Regions from separate parts of the Homo sapiens genome. Here region 2 is linked to region 1. Evidence: chromatin contacts called from ENCODE Hi-C or POLR2A ChIA-PET data. All regions are on one chromosome and are shown on one strand. The core of a region is the stretch at or near the end of the contact, and the rest is flanking DNA. Distances in the headings are between cores, read along the strand shown. Region 1 has its middle 19 kb from the start of CCR2. Region 2 has its middle 51 kb from the start of CCR3.

Evidence for each region. A loop is a pair of places that touch in the nucleus more often than their neighbours do. ChIA-PET counts read pairs that join two places held with the same protein, here RNA polymerase II (POLR2A). Pooled maps may share reads with other maps.
Region 2: a loop to region 1 is called in a pooled map, with 2.6 times the contacts of the local background. The contact joins two enhancer-like sites. A Hi-C loop is called at or near these places in 2 of 168 maps with a recorded cell type or tissue (B cell and naive thymus-derived CD4-positive, alpha-beta T cell), 14 of 37 single-sample maps with no recorded cell type and 15 of 50 pooled maps. POLR2A ChIA-PET finds 5 or more read pairs at or near these places in 10 of 52 experiments (CD4-positive, alpha-beta T cell, CD8-positive, alpha-beta memory T cell, MCF 10A and 6 more).

The regions. Positions count from the first base shown.
Region 1 is chr3:46,333,847-46,336,657 of GRCh38, forward strand. No RefSeq gene overlaps it. Among named protein-coding and RNA genes, the nearest start is that of CCR2, 19 kb to the right of the region's middle. Within about 2 kb of position 1,430, at least 2 of the 41 ENCODE cell types and tissues checked have a DNase peak (open chromatin) inside an H3K27ac peak, as active enhancers do.
Region 2 is chr3:46,292,177-46,295,152 of GRCh38, forward strand. No RefSeq gene overlaps it. Among named protein-coding and RNA genes, the nearest start is that of CCR3, 51 kb to the left of the region's middle. Within about 2 kb of position 1,320, at least 2 of the 41 ENCODE cell types and tissues checked have a DNase peak (open chromatin) inside an H3K27ac peak, as active enhancers do.

The DNA.
Region 1 (2,811 bases), core at 180-2,679:
ATCCTAGCTAACATGGTGAAACCCCGTCTCCACTAAAAATACAAAAAATTAGCCAGGCATGTTGGTGGGCACCTGTAGCCCCAGCTACTTGGGAGGCTGAGGCAGGAGAATGGCATGAACCCAGGAGGTGGAGCTTGGAGCTTTCAGTGACCTGAGATTGCACCACTGCACTACAGCCTGGGCAACAGAGCAAGACTCCATCTAAAAAAAGAAGAAGAAGGAGAGCTCTTAACCTGCTCAGTAATGCAAAATCGGCAAGGCAATCAGGTGTATGTTTATAAAAAGATAAGAAAAAGGCATTAGAAGCCAAAACCACGTGGCCAAGCAGGCAGTGGGCAGGAGAAAATGCTCAGAGGCAGAAAAGCTCACAGCGACAAAGCCAACAAGGTCTGCCCAGGACGGCAGCATCCCTCTGGCAAAGGAGCAAGGGAGCAGCACAGACACAGGCAAAGCCTAAACAAGTACAATGTGGCCACCTCCCAGGACCTGCACCACTGCCCTCTGGCTCTGTGGGCAGCCCATTGCAAAATTTCATGTGTTACATCTCAGGCTATGATTCTCTGCTAAGATGTAAGTAAAATGTAAGAATTTGAAAAGCATCTTTTCTAATAATGGCCACTATTGTCATCTCTCTCCTATCCCTGATGTAGCTTTCCAAATTCAATTTAAGTAAAACAGTAACCTTTGAAGGGAAAGAGATTACAGAGGGCCCATGAATTAGTTGAAGAGTAATTAAAAGCTAGGCATGTAAAACCACACATTACGCTTTAAAGAAGAAATTTAAACCTAATTAAATGATATTTGTTAAATTAGAAGGTAAAAATGTTGTGCCCTGTTGGGAACAGGCCCCCAAATCTGGCCATAAACTGGCCCCAAAACAGGCCATAAACAAAATCTCTGCAGCACCATGACATGTTTGTGATGGCCATGATGCCCACCTTGAAGGTTGTTGGTTTACTGGAATGAGGGCAAGGAACACCTGGCCCACCCAGGGCAGAAAATTCCTTAAAGGCATTCCCAAACCACTAATGATAGCATGAGCAATCTGTGCCTTAAGGACATGTTCCTGCTGCAGACAGCTAGCCAGAGCCCATCCCTTTGTTTTGGCCCATCCCTTTGTTTCCCATAAGGAATGCTTTCAGTTAATCTATGATCTATAGAAACGATGCTTATCACTGGCTTGCTGTCAATAAATATGGGAGTAAAACTCTGTTCAGGGCTTTCAGCTCAGAAAGCCATAAGCCCCCTGATTTCCCACTTCCCACCCTTTATTTCTGTGTGTGTGTCTTGAATTCCTCTAGCGCCTCTGGGTTATGGTCTCCACAACCACGCTGGTCTTGGCAGTGCCCTTCTCAGAAAGTGAAAAAGAGTTGTATGTAAGTGTAGTGAAAACATAAGCATGAATCACTGTCTTAACCCACTGATTAGATAGTCTTTGATTTGTACTTGCTAAAAGAGTCCTAAATTGAGTTCCTCAGCTAGTGAGTCACTGTTTTCAAGACTGTTTGCCAGATTGAAGTCCATAAACTTGGTCAGCCCGAAAACTCAATTACAAGATCTAAGCTATTCTGCCTGTGGCTTTAAGCACATGGTTAAAGTATATTATTTAAGTCTCTCCTTCTAGATATGCTTTCAGATTTTCTTTTTAAACTTCTTGTTACTTATTTCAGCTTTCCATATTGATAATTAATGCAGTCAATTGCTCAGTTATGACTGTGATATCATCAGGATTCCTTTAAGTAAAAGGCAATTCAAAGCGGTATTGCACTCCCCCATACCTAATGCTTTAACACTGTTTACTGATGGGTCTGGTAAACATGGAAAAGCTGCAGTCTAGTAGAGACCACATAATTCAATCACTCGATCTGAGTTCACTAGCACTCAGAGAGCTAAGGTTACTCTGTTTATTTATTAAAGAATTTTTACAACCTTAAGCTCACTCTGGACTTTCCAGCCTTATGTGGCAAATGTAGCCATCAATTTATGGGGTCAAGACTTACTTACAGCATGGGATATGAGGCTTACAAATGAGACTTTGATAACCCAGGATTTTAAATGTTGAAGAACACGGGATATCAGAGTGAAAAAGGTTTAGGGAAAATTCTGACAAGGGAAAATTCTAACCTGATATCAATAACTGGAAAGACAGGTTAAACCCTGCAAGGGGATACATTGACATTTTTTCTTCCTCACTTGCTCTTTTCTGCTGTCTGAATATGGGCATGAGGGCAAGAGTCATTTTAGACCACCAAGTGACCTTGAGGATAGAAGCCTTATACTAGAGGTGGTGGGAAAGAAAAAACAGAAGGACTCATAAAGAAAAAAATAATAAACCTCAGTATTAAGATGGAAAAATTCCCCCAATTGGTCTATAGGTTGAACTTCATCTCTATTAAATTTCAGCTATGTTTTTGCAGAATTTGATATGCTGATCATAAAATTTATATGAAAATGCAAGAGACACAGAATAGTCAAAACTTTGAAAAGAAGAAAGTTGGAGGACTTACACTTGTTGATTTTAAGGCTTTTTACAAAGCTATAATAATCAAGACAATGTGTTACTGACATAATGATAGACATATTGATCAATATAGACAATGGATGAATGGAGTAGAATTGACAGTCTAGAAATAAAACCTTATATATATGGTCAATTTATTTCTTTATGTATTCTGTCATCCAGAATACATAAAGAACACCTTCAACTCAATAACAACAATACCAACAAGGGTGCCAAGACCAATCAATGGAGGAAATAATAGTCTTTTCAAGAAATTTTGCTGAGACAACTAAGTATTTATATGCAAAATA
Region 2 (2,976 bases), core at 70-2,569, 42 kb before region 1:
AAAACCCAAAAATAAGTAGAATATATAAATAGGCCAATTAACACAGAAAAATTAGAAAGGTAAACTAATATCTACTTTTTAAAAGGGTACCAGAACCAAATATTTTCACAGCTAAGTTCTACTTACCCTTTAAAGAAGAGATAATATTATCATATTTAAATTATTCCACCTCACGGAAAAAGATGGAAAACTTCCCATTCAACTTTATGAAGCCAGACTATTTTAAAGATAGAATGAAAAAAGGCAACTGTTTATCAATCTCATGTAAGTCCACAAGTAATAGTCAAAACATTGGTGAATGAAATTCAGCAATATATCAAAATATATATACTATGGTCAAGTGATGTTACCCAAATATAGAAACGTGGTTCAGCTTAGGAAGTCTACTCTCTCGATGCATTCAATCAACAAACTGTAGAATAAAACCCCAAATGATCATATTAATAGATACTGAAAAATTATTTTATAAAATCCAGCAATTATTCCCAATAAAAATTCTAAATAGAATTTTTTGTGATAAATTCTGTTATTTAAAATCATCAAAAAAACACCCCAAATGGTAAAATATTAAAACTAAGCCAATTAAGTTCAGAAATCATACATAGATTCCTGCTATCACCATTGAAATTTAATGTTGTCTTAGAGAGTCTAACAAATGCAATAAGAACAAGAAGGAAAAATATTGGTAAAACTTTGCATGCCCATATACCTAGAAAAACCAAGTCTATCTGGAAAAAAAAAACCTTCTGGACCATACGAGAATTAATAGTGTTTCCCTATTTCAGCAATAATTGACTCAGAAATCCAGAAGCTGTGTAAAAAGGTAAACATATTTGAGTATATAAATTGTTCAACTTTTTGTAGAACAAAATAGGTCACAGCAAAGCCAGTTCAAAAATATTTTTGCAAAAGAAAAATTTGCAACTAAGATGATGAATAAAGTATTGATATCTACAATATCCAGAGTTCTTACAAAGTTGGAAGAAAAAGACAGATAACCCAGTAGAGACATGTTGAAAGTCACACCTTGATGAGATCAGGAACTAGATTTCATACCACAGATAGCAGGTTTCCCTCAAAAAGGTTACTTCTAGCAAAGCAAATTGTGCTAGATTAAACAATCAGATTGCAACACTGCTTTCAGCACACTTTAAAAAATAATAATATGAAGGAGGAAAGCATATGCACTTTCTTTCAAACCCCTCTACCCCCTACAACAACATGCCATAAAATTTTAGTTTTATACATTGTCAGGCTATCTTTGTTGTGGAGGGAAAAGAAACTCTGGCATCCTTAAATCTCTGGCCCAGTAGGGGGCCCTGAAATCCTGCCTAGCTGTGGAAGGCCCTCTCCCCTCATCTTGGATGTCCTCAGCTTTCTTTAGACTCACACTCTGCATTGTGGCCCAAAAGGACAGATCACCTGGATTTTGTACACAGATTTAGATGGTGTCTGTACTTTTTCTGCCAGGCCCCACCCAGTGGATTAAGCTGTTACGAGATGGAACCAGAAACCTGGGTCAGGACACACCATCGGCCCCTGTGTAGGATTCTTCATGTGACAGCTACTCCTTCAGATGCAATTTGGCCATCCAGCCATTTGCCCTGCCCCTGGCCCAGGGTAGTCCCTACTTCCTCCGGTCACCTATTGATTCATATGTGTCAGTTATGACACCTTAGACGTTGCTCAGTGACCTTGGGTGAGGCGAGCAGCAATGGAATAATAAGCACCCACCTGTTTCTGAGCTGCGTCTTGGTCCCACCCATGTTCACAGCCTCCATGACCTTGAGGCTGTGTGGCTCTTCTGCAGAAAGCACGGCACACAGGATCCCCAGTTGAGGCAGTGTGCAAACAACAGAGAAAGGATTAGTGAGATGTGGATGGGGCAGGCATCCACGTCTTCTCTATTCCAGAAAGAAGGCTGATATCACAGAGCAAGGGGGAGTCCCAGGGAACTGGCAAAGCAACTGTGACACATCCCAGGAGTGAGTGGGCTTGGGGGCTTGCTGGGGCAGGGAGTTGTAGACTCTCAAAAAGCAGAGGGGGAGATGAATCATGTAGATAACTCAAAACCTGCAAGAAGGAAATTACTTTAAGTACTTAAACTCAAAGGTTGTTAGTTTCAATCCTTCTACAGAAGCCAAGACAAAAAGGTGAAAGAACAGGTGAGGAGAAGGGGATTTCAACACAGGAATTGAAACTGAGACATCCTGGGGCTGCGAGAGGGGCAGAGGTTTTCTTCTCTTTAATTGTCCATGATCCTAGCTCCAATTCCTGAAACTGAAGAATCAGGTTAGTTTTTGTGATTTTCTGATAGCTTCCATGGTGCCCACCAAACACTTAGAACCAGCGTCCATGGACACAGTATTGAATTAAGCATTATGGCATGCACAGAGGATGTGAAACAATTGGAAGGCAATGAACAGCAGTGCCATGGTTTGATGTAGGGCTTCCTTATTCACAGTGAAGTTCATGGACTAACAGCATCCATACCCTCTGGGAGCTTTTCAGAAAGGCTGAATCTCAAGCCCCACCCCAGAGCTACTGATCAGAATCTGCATTTTTAGCAAGACTCCCAGATGATTTGTAGGCAGGTTAAAGTTTTAGAAATGCTTATATAGGCAATAAGGCAGACAGAAGAGACTGCCTGAAGTGGAGGCTGAGGCAATGTGCAAACAACAGAGAAGGGGCTGAAATTGGGGCTGCTACAGAAAGCTTCATGGACAAGTGGAGACTGGGCCAACACACAGGGCCTTTCTTTCCTTTACTCATGTGACCTTCCTACTGGGGGAATATGTGTTTGGTTACAAGTAATACACTGCCTCTCCAGCAAGGTGTCCAGGGATGTTACTTTTGCTTTCAGGAAACCCATGAAAAGGAAATTTCAACTCCTGTAATCAGGAAAGAAAGGAATAGCTCATGTGCTAAGAATGGCCTTCGTCCCTTAGCAAGGAACTGCTCTCTGAGTGCAGAAAG